Linked DNA regions of Mus musculus: region 2 is linked to region 1. Evidence: chromatin loops called from intact Hi-C (ENCODE). Cell type or tissue: heart. All regions are shown on one strand. Links, peaks and the distances in the headings refer to the core of each region. The heading gives the core; the rest is flanking DNA. Region 1 holds the start of Mgll (monoglyceride lipase). Region 2 overlaps Mgll (monoglyceride lipase).

The links. Peaks named below come from ENCODE experiments on the same cell type or tissue, not always from the same donor. Only the 100,000 strongest peaks of a DNase experiment are listed, where the experiment ranks them.
Region 2: it touches region 1 in a loop (2.6-fold over the local background); 6 of 42 quality-filtered maps call a loop at or near these places.

What each region holds. Positions count from the first base shown.
Region 1 is chr6:88,710,976-88,727,400 of GRCm38, reverse strand. It overlaps Mgll (monoglyceride lipase), which reads right to left and starts at 2,989. Exons shown (of 8, transcript NM_011844.4): 1 at 2,830-2,989; 2 at 1,556-1,700. The coding sequence starts at 1,680. It overlaps Gm26588 (a long non-coding RNA gene), which reads left to right. Exons shown (of 5, transcript XR_377840.3): 2 at 1-870; 3 at 5,574-5,686; 4 at 7,732-7,825; 5 at 8,722-10,978. In heart, for the core only: CTCF peaks have their summits at 1,683 and 2,800; DNase peaks (open chromatin) are centred at 270, 960, 1,550 and 2,980; H3K4me3 peaks cover 1,488 bases; H3K27ac peaks cover 1,137 bases; H3K27me3 peaks cover 492 bases.
Region 2 is chr6:88,783,481-88,787,480 of GRCm38, reverse strand. All of the region lies in intron 3 of Mgll (monoglyceride lipase), which reads right to left. Among named protein-coding and RNA genes, the nearest start is that of Gm26588, 43 kb to the right of the region's middle. In heart, for the core only: a CTCF peak has its summit at 2,354; DNase peaks (open chromatin) are centred at 510, 1,322, 1,950, 2,580 and 2 weaker places; H3K4me3 peaks cover 293 bases; H3K27ac peaks cover 3,732 bases.

The DNA of each region.
Region 1 (16,425 bases), core at 1-4,000:
TCTCCTTCATGCCTCCTGCCTGGAACCTTCTTTTTTTTTTTTTTTTTTTTTTCTGAATGCACTTCCCCACCCCCAAATCCTTGCTCCCAGTAGCGGTCAACTCTCCAGCCCTGCTCCTACATCCATCGCATCCATCACAAGGCAGATGCTGACATCCGAAAGCCAGCTCAGCTGAAGCCAGGACGTTGGCTTGCTGTCTCTAACTGGAGCAAAGGCAAGTGAGCTGGGAGCTGCCTGCATGGCAACTTCTGTGGGGGGGAAGATTGTGAAAACCACCCACAGCCTAGGCAAGGGCAGCCAACTTGGCCATTCCTGGCCCAGTCCACTACTTCCCTTCCCCCACTGAAGACTGCAGGCCCTCTGTGTTTTACTGTGAACTGGGGCACTGTCACTACTCCACCAACAAAGCCTGCAAAGGCTGAGGCTGGACATGAACAGTGGACTTTCAGTCCCTGGTCCCCTCCTGGAGTGACTGAACCGCTCACTATACAACAACTTGTTAGAAAGTATAAAGAGCGCTCAGTGCTGGTAGCGGTTAGCTCTGGGGGAATTAATGATTAATGAGGACAGCAATGCTCCACGCACCACACACCTGCACACTTGCACACCCGGGCACACTCTCCTCCAAGAGCTGGCAGGAACAATCACCAACCAGCCTATGCACCACTGCCCACTTTGAAAACACACAACTTGGTGTAGCTGCACAGAAGCTAGGGCATTAAAGTCACTCCTTCTGCACTGTTAATAGGAATCCCTCTGGATTGCACCCACCTTGTTGAGAGAGCTACAACTGGGTAACCCCAGAGCCACGGTGGGAGCACAGTTCATACCCACCAGGACCCCTTGGGAGACAAGAGGCCCATGGAGCAGGTAAGCTTTCCCCAAAACAAGGAACAGGAAACAGTGACTAGTCACCAGGCCAAGGTTGCTACAGCTACTCTCTTCCCTGATTATCACAAACAAGCCGGGCTTTTCCTGCTTCACCCAAGAGGAACAGGGTGGTGGGGAGCAGCTGCGGGGCTGGGCACAGCCCCAGTCTGTCTCCAGCAGCAAGGCAGATCCTGGATAGGAAAGTCACTGAGCTGGCGAGAAACCAGAAGGAGACCCCAGGCCCCTCTCCTCCCAGCTAGCTGGGTGTCATCTCTGAAGCTCAGAACTAAGCAGGAGCACACAGCAGAGGTTAAAAAGACAGATACGCGCACATATAATTTTAGTTTTCTTATGCATTCGCTGGCTTTTTTTTTTTTTTAAATTGTTGGGTTTGCTTTTAAATAAATGCTTGCAACAGGGAATCAATTCTGGTACAAAAAAAAAAGTCATATGAATCTTTGAAAACTGCCAGACAGTGGACTCCTATCCTAGTTGTAGTGAAAAGAGAACTCTTGAGCCGTCATTTTAAAGAAAAGCATAAAGTATAGCTCACAACTTTGCTAACACCGCTGTGCCAGGGGTGTCAGTGACATGAGAGGCAGGTCACGGAAAGGGTGGCCCTCATGATGACGGAGGAGGAGGAGGAGCAGGTGCGATGAAGGAGGACGAAGAGGAGAGGACTTACTTGGGTGTGCCACTGGGCTTCCAGTATCTACAAAAGAGGTACTGTCCGTCTGCATTGACCAGGTGAGGCAGGTCCTGGTAGGGAACATTCTGTGGAGTTCGCCTGGGTGAACTTGCCTCAGGCATCCTGCAGGGGTCTTTAGGCCCTTGGAAGAAAGGTGGACATATTCTAAAGTCAGAAATACACTTATGTCCATATGGGAGGAAAGAAAGCCTTTTTTGAGTCAGGACTGTGGCTGTGGCTTCTTTTCTAGGCAATTAAACAAAAAACAAAAAACAAAAAACAAAACAAACAAACAAAAAAAACCCCACCAAACCCCAATTTGATATATATATTTTAAAATTACATACATCTCTTGCAAACCCCTTCAAGATTGAAAAGTCCTGTTTGTCCTTAAGAAAATGCTCACTTTATTTTTTTAAAGTGCCTCAGTATAGCCCCCCTCCCATCTGTGTTTATTTTAAATCATCTCAGGAAACTTCATCTTAAAGACTATTTTAGCTGTAATCAAGCGGAAATTACAGTCAGTTCCGTGGGTACAAAGCCCCAGCTGCAAGGACCCATCTCTCCTAAAATCTCCACTGTGCGGGTTTCAGGGGGCATAATAAGTAGGTGACGCGCCCCAAGCGATTTTTCCCTTCTGAATGCCAAAGATGCCATGACAAACCTGTTTCCATTAGTCTTGGCTTTTGCATTCCACTACCGCCACAGCCTCGAGTATCAGCGCCAGGCAAACGAGGGCTGTTCCCTCATCGCGGCCGCAGGGCAGCACCACGGGGTCCGCGCCCTCCCCGCCTGGGCTGCAGGGGTGCGAGTTGCTCCCTCCTGCTGCTCCAGCTCTAGCTCATGTCGCCACTTTTCCAGAACACACCCCTGAAGGGGTTCCGGGAGCGAGGGACAGCCGGTCCCCAGCCCGGAGCTGCTGCGAGACGCGCTCCGCGGCACCGCGCATTCGCGCAGATGCGGGTCCCCGAGCAAAGTCACCCCGATTCTCCGACAAACTTTGCCTCTTGCCCGCCCGCGACCGCTTAGGGAAGGAAACCTCGCGGCTGTCATCGGCACGCCACACAGGACGTGGACCTGGCCGTTGTTCCCACACCGGTCTGGGAAGATGCAGTTGACGGGCACAAGTCTGTTTGGGGGTTGGTGCGAGGGCGCGAGGGGCGCGTTCACGCGCACACGCTGACACGCGCGCACACTCGTGCGCACGCACACGCGCGCAGGGGACCCCTGGCGGCGGCTCCTATCCTGAGGCAGGGGCGGGAGGCAGTTACCCGGGCCACGAGCGCCGCTGTCACGTTCCCCGAGCACCACGCGGGTCCGGGTCTGCGGCGGGCTAGAGCCAGACTACTGCGCGCGGCCGGCTGCGCAGCGATAGGGCGCGGCGTCTGCGCCGCCACTTTATCCCCAGCCGCTCGGCGGCGGGGGCGGCCCGCTGGGTGGGGACGCGCGGGGAGGCGGCGCCGGGGCCCCACGTGTGCCCGGCCCCCGGGGAGGAGCGGGGCATCGCCCGCCGACCTGCCTCGCGCTTTTCCTGGCCGCGTGGGGGACCTTCACGGGGCACTGAACCGAATTATGGGGCCCTTCCAGCCCATGCGCACAGTCGAGAACACAGACCCTCACACTGGTCCCCGGAGCAGAAACACGCTCACTAGAACTGCATGCACATGTTTACAGTTGCACACGTGCGAGACCCACATTCAGATAGCACAGGTGTAGGCACACCCACAAGGACACATCCTCAGGACCCTTCCCCAGATACAAACTACACACAGAGGTACAAGTGAATGTCACAGTTACTACATGAATACAAACACACAGCATGGACGCACACGCCCTAGACACCATGCACACAGATAAAAACAACACACCACACACACAGTGAGTGTCAGCGCAGAAACCACAGCTCTCATCTTACAGGGGAAAAGATTATTCTGGAGCCATTTTGAATGACCATGAGCTGGAAACACAGATTTAAGTTACCCCTAATTCCATGTTCCTATGTGAAAGCAGTTTCGGGAAGTTTTTTGGGTTTTTTTGGTTTTTGTTTTGTTTTGTTTTGTTTTTAAAATAGTTTTACAGAACAGATAAAGCCGTATATCAAGGCAAGTTTAAAATACATTGGTGGGTACAACAGAGAGTCAGGTAACAGTGAAATGGGAAAGTGTTCCTATAGGCTCAAAATGCTATCTGATAGCATTGCTAACTTTTGGATTTGTAGAAGCTAACTATCGTGTTAAATCAATAGTTAAACAGTGTTCATCTATTGCCTCAAGAAGTTAGTTCTAACAAAGAGGGGCAAGAAAGAAATGGCTGTTCCTGAGGGCCCGAACTTAGCCCAAAATAAAGTAATTTGCCTCTGGACCTGGAACATTCCAACCTCTCCATAGTACTGAAACTTTAATCAGCCAGCTAATCTCAGCAGACACAGCTTCCCTTTAGTTTTCCGCCTCAGCAGCAGAAGTAGCTCCTTTCCCCATGTTTTTGTTCACAACAGAGAAAAACAACACACCATATACACCCAGAGAGCTAAAGATGCGTGACATTCACGCACAAGCGCTTAGAGCTCTGAGAAGGAAGCAGACATACTGCAAGCAAACACACACACACACACACACACACACACTGCATGAAACCATTTCCCCTAGGTGCCCCAGGATCCAGGTCCCACTAGCACAGCTGCCTATGTGGCTGTGGAGTCTGGAATCCAGCACTAAATTTACAGCCTGTCCACTGTGTCCTATGCCTGCCACCTGTGAGTGACAGCTGCAGAGGAAGGATGACCCCAACCCACACCCATCTCCTCAGGCTTTCCAGGGCTTTCTTCTTGGCCAACCACTTTGCAAAATAGCAGGGTTGAATAGTATCATTGTCAGGGCAGCACAGTGGTAGTGTCCACCTAAGGTGAGGCTGCAATCTAACTTGACTTGAATGGTAAAAGGGGTCTCTGAAAGACAGATTGGTTGCAGGCCATGCAGAAGGACCTAGCTCACCCTCTGCCTTAGGCAGGTCTCCAGGGCTTGGACACAGAAGGAGTGGCTAAATGACTTCTTGGAGTTGATTTTGTATTTCCTGGCAGGTCAGGATTAGGGTAAGCAAGCTCAGGCGAAGGACTGGGAGCCTGTTCTCAAAGCTGGACTGGGCCTTAACAGTATCCTTACTATTCACTTCAGCTGTGGTTTACTGAGAGCAAGGGTAGCAGGGTCCTGAAGCCACGGGTTTGAATGTTCCTAGCACTGGTGTTTTGTGACTTTCAATGGTTTGAGAGTTTTGAGAAGAACGGTCCCTTGAGCTGTCAACAGAGTCTCCCCTGAATCTAGAGTTGCTCCCGCTTGATCAGAGAGAGAGTTAAGAGAGTAGAGCCTTGTGTGATTCCTGTAGTCTGGCTCTTCAGGGAATGAGATAAGCCATCCCTAGAGGCCATGAGCTCTCTGCCATCCTCAGCAACAGTAGCATTCAAATCCACCGGGGAAAGACCATAGGTTTAAACCAAATTATAATTAAATGAATTTATTAGTTACTGCTAGCAGGTCGACAGCCTAAAAGCCAAATTAGGCCATGCCACACAGGAGTGGTAGAGGAAGGGTTTGTAAAGGTGAGCACTGTAAACGTCTCATTTGTGTGCAGTGTGTAGCTGAGGGAGAAACTGCTTTCAGTCCTTGCAGCTGTGGATCTGTTTGTCTCCCTCTGTAGACAACCTTAAAGGAGCTGTCCCATGCCCTGGCAAAAGCGATACATGGGATACAAAAGCCAGAGTAGGAAGTGAATTATCTCACAGCAGTTTTACAGTTTTGAGGAGGGGGGACAAGGAGTCAGAGTTGTTGAAGCTTATCTTTTAGGAATTTAGAATGGGTGCCTAGCACAAAATGGAGATTTCCTTACCCATCACAGTAAGTCCCCGGAAAAGGAAGAGAGAAACTAAGCTAGTTGCTTGTAATGGCAACTTCTTCTTTCAGAAACACAGAACAATATCATAATGCTATTAGATTTACTTTTTATTTTATTTTATTTTTTTGAGACAGGGTCCTACTCTCTAGCACCGTATGGCTTGGAACTCATAGATATTTACCTGTCTGCATCCTAAGTGCCGCCATACCCAGAATAACATTGGATTTATACAATCAAGAAAAGGTATTTCCATCCACTGAGACCTCTCATAGCTCTCTTCAGAGGCACATCTCCTTCCCATTCTTTTCCTCTTTCCCTACAGCCTCTGGCAGTCTTGGCTTTGTTCTCTATTTCTAAAGTTTTGTCATCTCAGGTTCTTTTGCAAATGGAATCATGAGATAGATACTGCTTGTAACCTTTAGTACTTTTCCCATTGAACACAATCTGTGTTTGATTATCCGTGTTCCAAGCTTAGATGCACCACAGTACTGAACAGTGTGGTTTCTAGTTTACAGCTAATTCTGAATAAAGCCACAATGAACACTGGCAAGGCACAGAGAATCCAGCGTACAGGGCTGTTAAAACAGGATTACCTTCGGTTCAAGATCAGCCTTGTTGGCAGAGCCAGACCTTGTCCCCAATGAACAAGAAAGGAAAAGGAAATTGCTTGCTTAGTTTTCTAAACAGCTGTCAAATGTTTTCCAAAGCAGCTGTATCTGTTTACATTTCCACTGTCAATGCCATAAAAATAATGCTTAATATATTTTTATTGTACATTTATATATGTGTGCCTGGGTATATGTAATGTTTATGTAACGTGTACCACAGGTATGCACTACTTGAACCCAGGTAGGTCAGAAAGGGGCATTAGATCTCCTGGAACTGTGGTTATATATGGGTGGTTGTGAATTGCCACGTGGCAGTGAAGCCAAACTGGGGTCTTCTGCAAGAGTATCCTCTTAACTGCTGAGCCATCTCTCCACCCTCCCCTCCCTGATCTTTATTTTTAGCCCTTCTATTGTGGGTCTTGTGGATTTATCTGCATTACCCGATAGCTTATGCTGTTGAATGCCTTTCTGCGTGCCTGTCTTCTCCATTTCCCAGTGAAATGCCTCATTGTGCCTTTTGACCATCTTCTTAGTGTGTGTTCTTAAACAGTTGAGTTCTGAGAGTTCTGGATGCGTTACAGATACGAGCCTTGTGTCAGACATGTGATTGGCAAGTTTTCTCGTGGTTTATAGTCTGTGTCTTCAGCCTCTTCAGAGGGTCATTTGCAAAGCAAAAGCTTTAATTGGGGTCAAAAACAAATGTTTAGTGTTTGCTTTAATGGATCACATATTTGGTGTTAAGTCAGAGAAGCGCTTGCTTAGTCCTGCATTTGAGACTATCCTCTTGTGTTGACGGCTAAAAGTTATATTGTTGTATATTTTATGTTTAACCCATTTACAGTTAATTTTGATTAAGGTCTGAGATTTAGATCAGAGTTCTTTTTTTGGGTGGGGAGGGGAGTCCACATACATCATTTGCTCGTGTTCCCTTAGCTGGGAAAAAGTTTTGGTTTTTTTCCCCATGAATTGCTTCCATTTTTTCTCAAAATTCTGTTGATCTTTCTGTGTGTTTCTGTTTCTGTCTCCCCATTCTATCCCATCGGTCTTCTGTGCCTCTGGCAATACCATGGTCCCAGATTGTTAAAGTTATCTATAAATTCTATATACTGATATTCTTTAATTTTTATTTCACAAGATTGGTTCCACTATTCTAGTTCTTTCACCTGTTGCTATAATTTTTTTGATCAGTGTTACCTATACCAATTAAAAAGGCCTGCTGAGATTTTGACAGGAAATACATTAAACATAGATGTCAATTTGCTTAGCGTTGACATTTCCAAGGTTAAGTTTTACAAACTACAAAAATGGTACGTCTATCTAGTTCTTTCTTTCAACACCGGGCAGTAGTTTTAACAGCATACAAGTCTTAACATAAATATTTTAGATTTATACTTTTATTTAAGTAATTATAAATGTCTTGTGTTGTCTCTTTCAGGGCACTTAGATTAATTTCTAGTCTATGCTGATAAAATTGGTTTTTGTTTCTTGGACCTGTAATTTGTAACCTTGCCTAACCTACTTGTTAGCTTGGGTCTTGTTAACTTATTTGATGGCTTGTTGGCTGACCTGGGGTTTTCTACTTGTGCCATCATTATATTTAAACCGTTTCTTGTATACAACATGTAGTTGCATTTGGATTTATTGATTTTAATTTTATTTATTTGTTTATTTTTGGTGCAGGGAATCAACAGCAAAGGATTGGTGAGCTGCAGAAATTCTCATGGATTGTTGTCTTCTCACACAGCAGAAGACGTCAGGGACCCCTTTCATTCTGGTATTCTCACTGCAGATAGGCTCTGTGGAATAACAGTTCTTCCCACCCCCCTGCGTATTTTTAAAATGTTTTGTTACCTCTTCTGGCCATGATAGTGTCTAGTGATGCCCTCTCCCATTCTCACAGATGATGCCGTTTCCCTCTTAGTACTTTCAAGATGGCTCTCTGTGTCTGGTTTTCAGAAGTTTCACCATGTGTCTTGGTGTGGATTCTTTAGGTTTATTTTATGCTTGTTCAGCTTCTCTAATCTGAAGAAGTCAAGGTTTATGTCTCTTGACAAATTCAGAACATTTTCACATGACCAACATTATTATTATTAAATGGTTTCTCTGTGTAGCCCTGGCTGTCCTGAAACTCACTCTGTAGACCAGGCTGGCCTTGAACTCAGAACCAACATTATTTTTTTAGATCCTTTAAGCCCTGCCCTCTCTTTCCTTCTCCAGGTCTCTTGGTTTTCCTTTCCTTAGCCCCATGACTGTTGTCCAACCTTTGTGCTCTTCTCTATGGCTTTGACATTTCTGGGTTACTGAATTCCTGGACACCAAGGGATTTAGAAAACAAACCCTAAGCTGAGTCAACTTAACACTGTCCTAGGGTTCCAGACCCTCCTTTGCCATTTTCCTCTATCAGCTTGGATAAAATATGTTCACTTTGCAGACATAGCCCATAGTGTTCATATTTAACAGGAAGAGGAGGCAAGCATATTCCCTTCACCTTGGTTGGTTTTGTTTTTGTTTTTGAGACAGGGTTTCTCTGTGTAACCCTGGCTGTCCTATACTCACTTTGTAGACCAGACTGGCCTCAAACTCACAGAGATCCTCCTGCCTCTGCCTCCTGAGTGCTGGGATTAAAGGTTTGGGCCACCACACCTGGCCTTATTCTTTTCTCCTTCACAGAGCACAGCAAGGAAGTCACTAGCAGTCCTTGCCTGTGTTGTGCACACAGAAACCTCCAGAACAGGACATCTCTAGATCTCTAGACGCAACCAACTCGAACAAGAAATTGCCTGTGGCAGGCTCTTCTGTAACTACCAGGACCTGGCGAGGGGACAATTTGAGAAAAAGTGTCATCTTTCTACCCACTCAAGAGCTTTCATGTGGCCTGCAATGCCCTGAGGCTTGAAGACATTGGTCACGCTGGAAATCCCAGTGAAGAAGGGGAAAGAACACACTAGAAGGCAGCCAGAACACAAGCACTTCTACCACAGAAACTTCAGTGAATGTGACTAGACTTCTCACAGTCCTCAGGATCCCGACTGGTGTAAACCTCTATTATAAGTCTTTTGTGGTGGAAGAAAAGTGGAGACCAGGAATACAAGTTGTGCTTAGAGAAAAACGACAGAGCGGGTGTAAGACTTGGCATGTGAAGTCAGGTGAAATGAAGCTGAGTAATTTGGGCCTCAGAAACTAGTAGTGCTGGCCAGCTGGGTCACTTCCTGGTAAGTTTCTTCACCTCAATGACCTGCTTTCTCACCTGAAGCAGGGGAAACCCCTAGCCAAGACTATGACTGTGGTACCTGTGGCTTAGCTCCACTAAACTGCAAGTGTCAAACTTGACACAAGAAAAAGAGCCTTGGCATATGAAATTTTTAATCTGAATTTTAGACAATGTTGATTACACATTGCAAACCTAGATGTCCTCTGCTGGGCATGTGAGGTATAAGATGTTGATGGGACAGGGTACTTTCTGCTCTAGGACAGTGAGAGGATGTGTCTCTTTCTGCTGGGACAGGGGGTGCTTGAGCGGCAGCAGGCTTGTGCATCTGGAATTGGAGCTCTGAGACTGAAGTCAGCCCAGAAACAGTCCCTGGAGCTGAGAGGGCATCACCCTTGACTGAGGGATGGCAGCAGAGGTGTGGCTGGGCAGTGCAGACACTGCTCCTGTCAGCAGGGGACTTGGCCCGTGAGCACATTTACAATATTTGCATTGCTAACCAATATCTAACAACCATGACATCTCACCCAGTAATGCTAGTTATTGAGTCCTAGCTAGATTCTCTCTTGCATTGACAGCAGGTCACAGGTCAGAGCTGCCTCTGGGGATTGATTGTTGTCTGCTAGAGAGCCTTGGCTCCCTCCATGGTCCTTCCTTTAAAAGACAAATGCCAAACAGAGCACATCACTCATTGTAAGCCATTTGTACCTCTCCTTACTTCCCACCCCTCATCCAGGTTCCCTTGAAAATATCCAACTCGGATTTCCAGGTTGTTTGACTGGGTGGTGCTTTCCTGAGTCACTTACATGGAGGAAGGGAGGAGGCTTGGGAAGCAGGGGTCAAGTTCAATGTGGGCTTCTGAAAAACATTGTTGGTTTCTCTGGGGGAAGCCAACCCGGAAGGCCGGACGAGATATACAGTAGGTCAGAGTGGAGGTGAAGGTTTAGGAGTTGCCATTTGTGAGCAGTGATGTCATGAGCAGGCTTTACACAGGGAATGTGATCTGGAAGGACGATGTGTCCTGGGGCGCTTCCTGTGAGAAAGAGAAAAAAAATGGGAAAGAGTGATATAGAAGTGATAGATACAGGAGTCACAGGAGCAGGATTCACATTCTAAAGTCATTGCATGCTCCCAGAAAGAGCCTGAAACTCCCCAGAAGCAAAACAAAAAGCATTGAGAGTTATACACTAGGGCCAGCATCACTGCGAAGTTGGAGAGAACCCACTTCACAGATGAGTAAGGAGAGACATCAATTTGCATTGACTTACAAAGTGATTGGAAGCAAGTGTAGACAGTCCTTTCCAGGCTTCTGCAAAGAAGAGGCAACACAGGGAAGAATGAAGCCACTGGACCCTAGAGCCTGGCCACTAGGACTAAGATCCTAGCTCTGCTGGCCTGGGACTCCGTGATCACAATCAAGTGCATGGCTCACTTCCTGTCCCTATACAAGGTCTGTTTTGTGGAAAGAAATGGAACACTCAGGCTGAGTACTAAGCACAGTGCCTACTGCAGGGTAGGTGAGGTGAAAAGAACTCCATTAGGCTCGTAGGCACAGTGGAGAGGCAGGGAGAGCTGTCCAGCTGGTGCTGTTAGAATCAGAAAGCGACAAGAAGTACAGTGAGTGGGGTGACTCCAAGCAATGTGTGTGGTGCGTGTCTTAAAAACACTGGAAATATCCTGCACGTTTCATAATAAAGAATTGATAAAGGTTTGCAGCTATAGCTGTGTTTAACATGATTTAAACTCTACACAACGTGTGTGTGGATTGAAACATTACATTCTATCCTACAAATTTGATTGTTTCTGACACATAAGGCACACTCTGAGAACCACACCGTCGCACAGCCTAACCCTTCACCCCCAGGCTCCAGTTTTCTGTCAGTCTTCAATCAAGGCCAGGAGCCATTGCCTCAGCAGGCAAAAGCACAGGCTGACAAGCTGCTCTCCATCCCCAGGACCCACCCGAAAGTGATACAGGAAGGAGCCAGCTCCACGATTCTCTTCTCTAACTTCTGCCTGTGTGCCGTGAGAGATGTGTCCCCTGCCTAATGCATGTGTGTGCTCTCTCTCTCTCTCTCTCTCTCACACACACACACACACACACACACACACACACACACACAGACACACACACACACAGAGACAGACATACACACACACAGAGACATACACACACACATACACACACAGACATACACACACACACACACACACACATACACACAAATAAATCAATAAACAAATAAATTTTAGAGACCAAGGTTCCCAGTAATCCTTCTGGCCTCAGAAATTCTATTTTTGCTAATTCTATATTTAAGGCCAAGGACTAGGTCTCTTGGGAAAGGTCATTGAGTACAAAGGAATCTACTGAGAGGGAAATGAAGGTTCCTACCCACATGCTGCTGTCCATAAATGCTTTTGGCAAGTCCAGAATTCAGCAATTAGTAGCTGGGCCCAGGCACCCTAATGAGATTCAGACTGAGCGTCAAAGAAGAAATTCTTTCACCGACTAACCGGGTTAGTGAAGCGAAGAGAAGTTGTACACACTGAAAAATACTCCACAAATAGACTTCTAGCAACTAAACGTGGTGGGGTGCACACTGTATGGTTCTACTTTATCTTTTTTTTAAAAAGCCTCTGACTTAACACTAAAGTGTAGCCTTTGAAGGCAAATGAGGGTGAATATGTTTAGACAGGGAAAGTCCGCTGAAGGCCTGGCCGACCGTGGAAAGAGCTGAGGCACGGTTAAGCAGGGAGGGCAAACTGACAACATCTCCCAACAATGCCATTTTGTTTTATCTGATATTTGGGGAGTGCTATGCCTTATCTTTATTTTTCTATCTGTCTGTCTGTCTGTCTGCCTTTTGTTTGTTTCTGTGATGGGATTTGAACCTATGGTTTCCAGCACAAGGCAATCTCGTGTGGCTGTTCACACTCCCACTCCTGGGTTTTTTTTTCTTGGCTGGTTTGGGTCAGGAAGGTCTTGTTTTCTGAATGCTGGTAAACAGGGCACAGTCCCTGGGACCCAAGTTGGCTCTTGGACCTACAAACTTAGTCATATTAAGTTACTTAGCCTCTCTATGCCTCAGTCTCCTCATCAGCAAAACATAGGTAATGAATTCTTCACAGGATTATCGGAACACATAATGAACTGATAGATGGTGTTGTTAGGATGACTGACTCGCAGTAAGTGTTTTGTGTGCCATTGATGGGGCTGCTCTCTGCAGAACACTGGCAGTTCTCCTAACAGTAGCCCTTGCCTGTACCCCAGAACCAGTGCCCCTTAGACAGTGTCCCAATGCCTGTGTCTTGAGCATCCTCCAGCAGACCTCAGGGAAAACTTTGCACATGAAGGTGTCCTTCGTGACGCAACTGAGGCATAGTGATGAGGAGACTTGTCTGAGACTGAAGCAAGTTCTTAATCCGTGGGCACTTAGCTTCGAGCCAGATGCAGCTGGGGCCTCCCCGCACACCTGGCCTGCTGCTTAACATTGTTCTCTTGTCTTGCCAACAGGTTCTCAGTATTTCATAGGGGAAATGGGCTAAAAACCAGGAACTGGGGGGCTTGGGGTTTTCACCCACACTTGCCACAGGCCTGAGTCATAGCCTTCAGATTCATAAGAGGTTTACACGGATCTCTATTTTCTTTAGTTTGTTTAGCGTGCAAAGTGAAAACTGCACAGTCAACCCTGTGCCCAGGCTCTCCATTCAAGAATTCAACCAACGTTGGGCCAACAGTGTTGGAGGGAACTGTGTCTGTCTATGCTGAACATATACAAATCACTTCCTGTCGCTGTTTCCTACCAATGCAGTACACCAACCAATGACACAGCACAGGTTACATGTTAGCTGTGTGACATGGGAGGTGCAATGTGACTTGAAGCATGCATAAGATGAATGAAAATGCTCTGTCATTGTGAACAAGTGACCCAAGCATTCTCTGAGTTGCTCATCTGAAGAGGAAGGAAGATTCTGAGGATGGTGAGGGAGCAACTCTATTTCCCCTCAAGAAGTGAGCATCATGTTGTGTGTTCTAAGGACAGCTGTCAAAGCTACCCAGAGCCCAGGAAGTATAAAGACTCTCCCTGAGCAGAGTGTGATGCTCATCAACATCATGACAAGGCAAAGCAAAGAATTCCAGGTCCTGGTCCCAATCTGTCATTTCTGTTCCTGATCTTCCAGCCTCTGCTGGGTGACAGGTGGTCAACAAGCATCAAATTCCTTTGGCTAAATAATGCAGGGCTGATGTCTGTGGCTTAACCTACTTACCTGCCCTGTCAATGCTGCTGTGAAAGTCCTTGGCAGAAGATAGGCAGCTACAAGCGGCAGAAAAGGAGACCACAGGAGCTTAGGTAAAGCTGCCTGTAGGGAAGAAAGGATGAGCAGATGGTAGGAGGAACCTGAGAAGTCCCTTTGAACCAGTCAGCAGCAGAAAGGCAATGAGCAGGAACTATGGCAAACCCAGAAGTTGGCACATTGAAGTCTCAAAGGATGCAGGACCACAGGGCAGGAGGACAGGAGAGTGCCCTGCAGTTGAGGATCTGGAAACAGGAAAGTAACAAGTGGAGAGAGGAGAATTTCCAGGGGCTCCACAAAAAGGGTCCTCCACAGGATGACTTACAAATGAAACCAGGACTGGGGGTGGACTTGGCCAGCATACTTGAGTCCTGGTTCAATTCCCAGTAAACCCCCTCCCCCAAATGAAACCAACTATTGTTCTAGGAACAGCTTGGACAGTGGATGCCAGTACTTATTCATTCTGTCATTCATTCACTCAGCATTCATTCATTAAGTACCTGCCCTATGCAGAGTACTACACCAGGTGCTAGGATGAACTCACTCTACTCTAGTGATTGACATCTGTAGGAGGAAAGGGACATGAAAACCAATTGGCTCAGCTAGAGCGGTAGAAGGGGCACATAGAGGATGGAGCAATGGCTCCTACAAGAAATCTTTGGTGGAGGAGCACATCACCGACAGCCAGAGCAGGGCTTTCGAGGCCTCCAGTGAACTGTATAGGGTCTGCCATTTTGTTTGGTGCTTGGCATACTCCAGGCTTGGGTGAAGGAGAACAAGTTCAAAGCCAAGGTGTATTTACTTGGGTTCCCAACGGCCTCCTAGAGACATCCACATACTGTACTCCCCTGGGTCCTGAGTACCCCAGTGTGTCTCTGAATCAGTGCTGGAACCTGTCTTAGTGTGATGTCAGATCACAATTCTACATAAAGCGTTGACACGTAGGAGTATGGGGGAGGTCAGAGAACAAGAACCAAAGTGCTGTTGGTTGGGAACAACAACCTCCAGTATTCACGGCTCCTAACATCCACTTTATGTTTATGAATGATTAGAAGAAGAAGCTCAAAGGCTCTAGATAGTGATGAAAGGGCCTCCAAGAGTCTGCTTGAGGGTCTATGAGGTGGAGTATGGTGGGAAATACATGTGTTACTCCTGACCTAAACACCACCCCCACCTCTCTCTTCGCTCCCTTTTTGCCTTCTAACCATATGAAGAGTAGAAAACTCTTAGAAGGTATTGACAATGCAAACAATCTGGGTCCCTGAATGACTGCACAGAACAGAGAACCCCTTGTTCACACACACCACCATCCCCAGCAACAGCAACACACACATCTTTCTCTATGACTGTGAAGTAATGCCTTCCATTGGGTTCAGACAGTAAAACTGGGTTTTGTCTCTGGCAGGAACTCACATTTCTTGCTCTGACTAACATGGCATTTGAACTGTTGTTCCTGCAGAAGAAAACCTTCCCAACGCTTTTAGCATCTTTTAGCTCCCCTGCCTCCGCCTATTTGTGATACATCAACACAAGAACATGCAAATTTGAAGCTAAATCCTAGATGCATGTCAACCCACATCCAAGCTAGTGCTTGTCAGTGCACTTCAGAGGACGAAGCAAGAGAGGGTGGGAGGACCTGGCCATGTGATAAGAACAAAATGCTCAGAGAGACAGAACCTTGGCATCTAACGAAGATCACAAAGACCAAGTTCAAAATTGTTGGCAACAGTGAGTGGTTGTACTTCTAAGTTAGAACACTCACCTGTTCAGAGCAGAACACAGGGAACATTGTTGGAGTTACACAAGCCCTACTGGAAGGAAGCAACAGAACTAAGTGAGGCCAAGGGGAGAGGTGCCCGGGAAGGAAGACAGCAGTGAGGCGAAGCCAGTGAGGGGGCAGAAAAATGTGCACCTCTTCCTCAGGGCTGAGCTGCTTCCATGTAGCTCCATACCTACTATAATGGGGACCCCCCCCAAGACAACCCTAAGATAGGGGGACATCTTGCAGCCTTTATGAAAGTGATGAGAGGGTTTTTGCTTACTCCCCAAGATTGTTCCAGAAATCCCTGAGGGTATCAGAGAAACATGGAGGCGTCTATTGCAGCTGACCTCTCAATACCAGCTGACACTGTGGTCCCTTGAGGCACTTGTGCTGAGTGAGAAAGACCTGCAAGAGAAGGAGTGCTTGGGAAAGGGTGGCAAGCAGAGGGAGGAGAGGTGGAGGAGAGAGGGGGAGCCAGAAACGCATCCATCACAGAGTGGAGAAGCCTACAGAGAGGTGGGGAAGACAGTCCTGGTGAAAGGCAGCTCTCAGGGAGGCAGGCTCCAGCCCACAGTACCCACACAAGGCTCTTGATCACAGCCTTGGGGGCGGCTACTTGTGGTCCCTGCTGTCGGGTAGCACTGTAAATGCCAATGAGTGTTCCTAGTATAGGGCCCTGAGCCCAGCAGCAGCAGAGATGGGCAGGGTGAGTCAGGCTTCTGCAGTTCAGAGAAAGATCAAGACTCTGGAATACCTGATCCTCAGGCAGGGGTGATAAGGATATATGCACCATGCTATAATGCATGACTACAGTGCATGTGAAATCAATATAGCTAGGCTTAATATCTGTGGGTCTACACCCCGTGATTCCACTCATCCATGATCACAAATGTGGAAGTACATTACATCCATAGTAATGTGTAAATTACTACACATTACTACAATATTGTACAGTAGAAAAGTCCTGACATACACTTCTATTACTTGGGGCATTCTAAGTCAGTAAAGGTGAAAAGGCACAGAGTAGATGTGTGTAGGCACTGTGCAGATGTACCATTCCGTACAATGGACTTGAACGCCTACAGATTTGACTATTTATGGGAGTGTG
Region 2 (4,000 bases), core at 1-4,000, 60 kb before region 1:
ACTGAATAAACACACCCTTTGCTTCTCCCAATCTGCACAGACAAGCAGTTGCTAGAACGGGGCTAAGGGGCTCTGCGCTTCTCTACTGGGGACCAAGAAGCTCATCACCTCGGCAGATCACGGTGGCAGGCCTTGCCCTAGACACTTGGCCATGCCCGAAGGCCACAGCCAGCCTGGAATATGGGCTCTGGAAAAAGCAGAATGCAAGGCAGAGTCCCTGGCAGGAGTCACGTCTGCCCTGCCTGGTTTGCTCAGTGCTATGGAAGAGTTATCAGGAGAATGCGTCAGGCCCAACACAGGGATGGAACACCAAGTCGCCCCATCGGATACCAGACAGCTGAGTGTCAATAGACAACTGGCCCCTCTGGGGCACAGGGGATGTAACTGTCGTGGGAAACAGGTGCTGAGGACCTGGGTAGAGGACTATCTTTTCATCCTTGAGATGGGCACCAACTCTGTCCCCTAGCTGGGTTCAGGTGCCACCTTGGAGAGTCGGAACATCTGAGGAGCCTTGGCAGAAGATGGGGAGCTGGCACCACACCCCACCAGACTGCCTGTCATGAGCTATTCCTGGAATTCTCCTGTCACGTGGCGCAGGAACCTAGGGCCACTTGCTTGAGAGCTGTGTCCAAGCCACGGTTCTCAGAGGCAAGTCCTGCAGCGCCTCAGAGCAGCTTCCATTAGCCCTAAGCAAGGAGAAGCAGGGTGGAGATGGGAATCTGGCTTTGCCACACTATGGCTGTGTCTCCTTGGACACGTTTTTCTAATGTCTCTGAGCATGCTTCCCGAACAGGGATACTGCAGGAATGAACACTGGCTGATTTGTGGGCAATGTTACTTGTACCACATGATGGAATTTCCAGTCAGGGGACAGTTGCTTAAACACAGGCCTTCTCTGACCCCACTTTACCCTCCCAGGGATTTGGTTCACAAGTCTGACCTTTACCATATACAGAGAGCACATACCCCACCCTCCCACCCCTGTCAGCTCCAATAACTGTCATTAAACAGCTGGGTGCCTGGAAGGTCAGCCACCAGCAGGCCTTGGTCTCTGTTCCCAGCACGGTGGTGTGGCTAGAGCGGGAGGTGGCTCTGAGGCTGACTGACACCGAGACAGCATCTGGGTGTGGGAGGCACCCTGGAGGCTGGTGACTGACTGCCAGGCTATGCTGAGTCCACTGGGCAGCTGACTTCTCCCACAGGCTCTGTTTCCTAAGAGCATTCAACGGGGTGCTGGCCTGTGTTGAGGGTGAGGTTCTTGTAGGCACTGGGATGAAGGTCTCTCCAGGCTTCTGCTGTATCATCATCCTTTATGGTGCCAGAGCCCACATGGGAGCTGCAGAGCCCCTGAGGACAACAGCAGCTGCCTCTAAGTTGACTGCCTCAGGCCAGAGCTAGCAAGCTGCGTTCCCACAGGCACGTCTTAGCACGTCTGTGTTCACACTGAGAAGACAGAGAGGCAGCTCATGCCAATCTGTTCTTTCCATGGTTCCTGTATATCCTTCCCGATCACACCTTGGGCAGGGACCCCTGGGGTCAAGCTCTCTGAAGGCCTTGAGTGTATATAGCTCCTCTCCCATGCGTATAGCCTCTCTCTTGGGAGTCCAGTCAGGCACTAAGGGCTCTTGGCACTCCAGGATGTCACTCATGACGCTAGGGTCCTCTTACCACAGTAGGGGCAATAGATGTGGCCCTAAGAATGCAGTTGTACTCAGAGAGCTGATCCTGCCTCAATCTCCATCACCTGCCCCTCCCCCCCCATCAATTTGCAGAGCAGAAAGCAAGAGAACGTTATGAAGGCCTTCTGAGCATGTGTTACCACCGTGCTACAGGCAAGTTGGTGACATGAGCAACAGAGGCCTAGGAAGCACCCTGCCTGCCCAGATGCCAGTCTGTTCCACTTGAGGACCAGCTGGGTACCACCCTGCCCCCTCTTTCCAGCCTTCCACTCATTACGCTTTTCCTGAGTGTTGGCAGAGGCCCAACCATTTATTTTTAGTTGTTGACGGGCTGGTCCCTTCCTGGTCCCGTGCTGCAGTTTGAGCCCTGTGGTGGCAGAAAGACTCAGCTCACCAAACACCCTATCCCTTTATCCAGTATTCAGCAATGCACCCCACACAACTATGTGGGCTCCTCAAGGTGTGTTTAAACAGAGACAGCCCCATCATACTTCTTCAAAGTTCCTTTGAGGAGCTCAGGGCCCTCTAAAGCCACGTCCTGCTAAACCTTCACAGGCAGCGACCGCAAAGCTAGGAGCATAGCGCTCATGGCCAGGGCCCAACCTGTGGCTTCAGTTGTTAAGGACCTGAAGAGCATTCTCGTCCCTGAGGATGAGAAGGGGAGAGGCCTCCTGGTGGATCCACTCTGCAGAGGCAGCTGCACACAGAAGACAGCTCCCCCACACATACAGGAAGTAGGGACAGAGAGCCAGGCCCTTGCCTGGTAACAGGAGCAGTGGGACTTTTTCCCAGCTCTGGCCTCGGAAGCTGCCCCTCTCACCTCCCCAGCCTCCCTCCGCCTCCTCAGTAGTGCAAGAAGATCACATTCTGTCCCACTGCTTGGTGGCTGAGGGCAGACACATGCTCCACCTTCTGTGACTGCCTGTAGGAACACATTCAGGATTTAGACAGAAGCAGGACACAGTCCAGGTCCTTGTTACCTAACGAGGATGCAGGGGACTTAAATTTAGACTGTGCCTGTGCATGGTGGGGAGCCAGCTCTGCGGAACTGCAGTGGCACACGTGCGGACATACTCAGTGGATCTGCTGAGCCAGCTCAACAGCCAGGGGAGAGCGGAGTGCTCCAGGAGTGGGCCCCACAGGGGACAGTGCCTCCAGATATATGTCTTTCCTGTTTTTAATTCTATTTCAAAATAGGGTTTCACTCTGTAGACTAAAGCAGGGTAGCTCTGAGCTCAAGATCCTCTTGTTTTGGCCTCCTGTCTGATGGGGCAGGCACTCCTCTGGAGATCTGAGGGGGTGGCCTGAGTGACTCCATTTTGCCCAAGTGTTAGCTAATTCCATCTTACATTTTGCCCAGCTGCTCCCTAGTCCCTGCTAAGCACACATCCTGCTAAACAGGTCGTTCTCATACATCTGCACTTGAAGGTTCTGGAAGATCCACTGCATAAAATAAATTATTTTAGTCAACTGAACTGAAACTTTTGAAACTCCAGTCCCTGGCCTGCCTCTGGTGTGATGTAGTTGTGGTTTTGGCTTTAGAAACCCTACCCTCCCTTCCCTTCTCCAGAGTTGAGAGTTCTTTCTTGCATGAGCCTGCTCTCGGCCACTGGCAAATAAAGGACTCTCCTCTGTCGGACTTTTAGGTGACACTCTTGGGTCCTGCCTGGACACAACATCTGAAGGCCTGAATGAGATTTTTGCCACTGGGGCATGGGGGACGGGGGGGGGGGGGGGGGGGGGACGACGGGTTGCCCAGCCTCACTCTGAGTCTCTCTGGTTTGGTGAACTATTACAGAAGCGGTGATCCCTGAAACATCCCTGGTCCAGGTAACTCACACCAGGGCCAGAGAATCCCAGAATGAACACTGTTTGCCAACATCAAAACTGACCAAGTCCTCATGGGCCTCTCTGACATCTCTGTCTGGGCTAGTCTCTCGTTTGGAAGTGAACATGGACAGGGACCCTTCCCCAGCGCCTTCCTGTGGGAGTCAAGACACTGGGGAATCCTAGTTGGCAATTTTTGGTTAAATGCTTGTCTTATGTCTGTCTGTCTCTGTGGATGTCTAAGTGAGTGACTGTGCAGTCTAGTTTGTCTAGTCTCTCTGTGCTTTTGCATTTGTCATGGTTTTCTAGAGGAACAGAAATTATAGCATATTCTCTCTCTAGTAAATCCCATATATACATACGTGTACACACACACACACACACACACACACATTTTTTTAGAATGGCGTACAGGCTGTGGTCCCGCAATTCCAACAATGGCTGCTTATGAACAGAAGGCCCAAGAATCCAGTCCACAAGGCTGGATGTCTCAG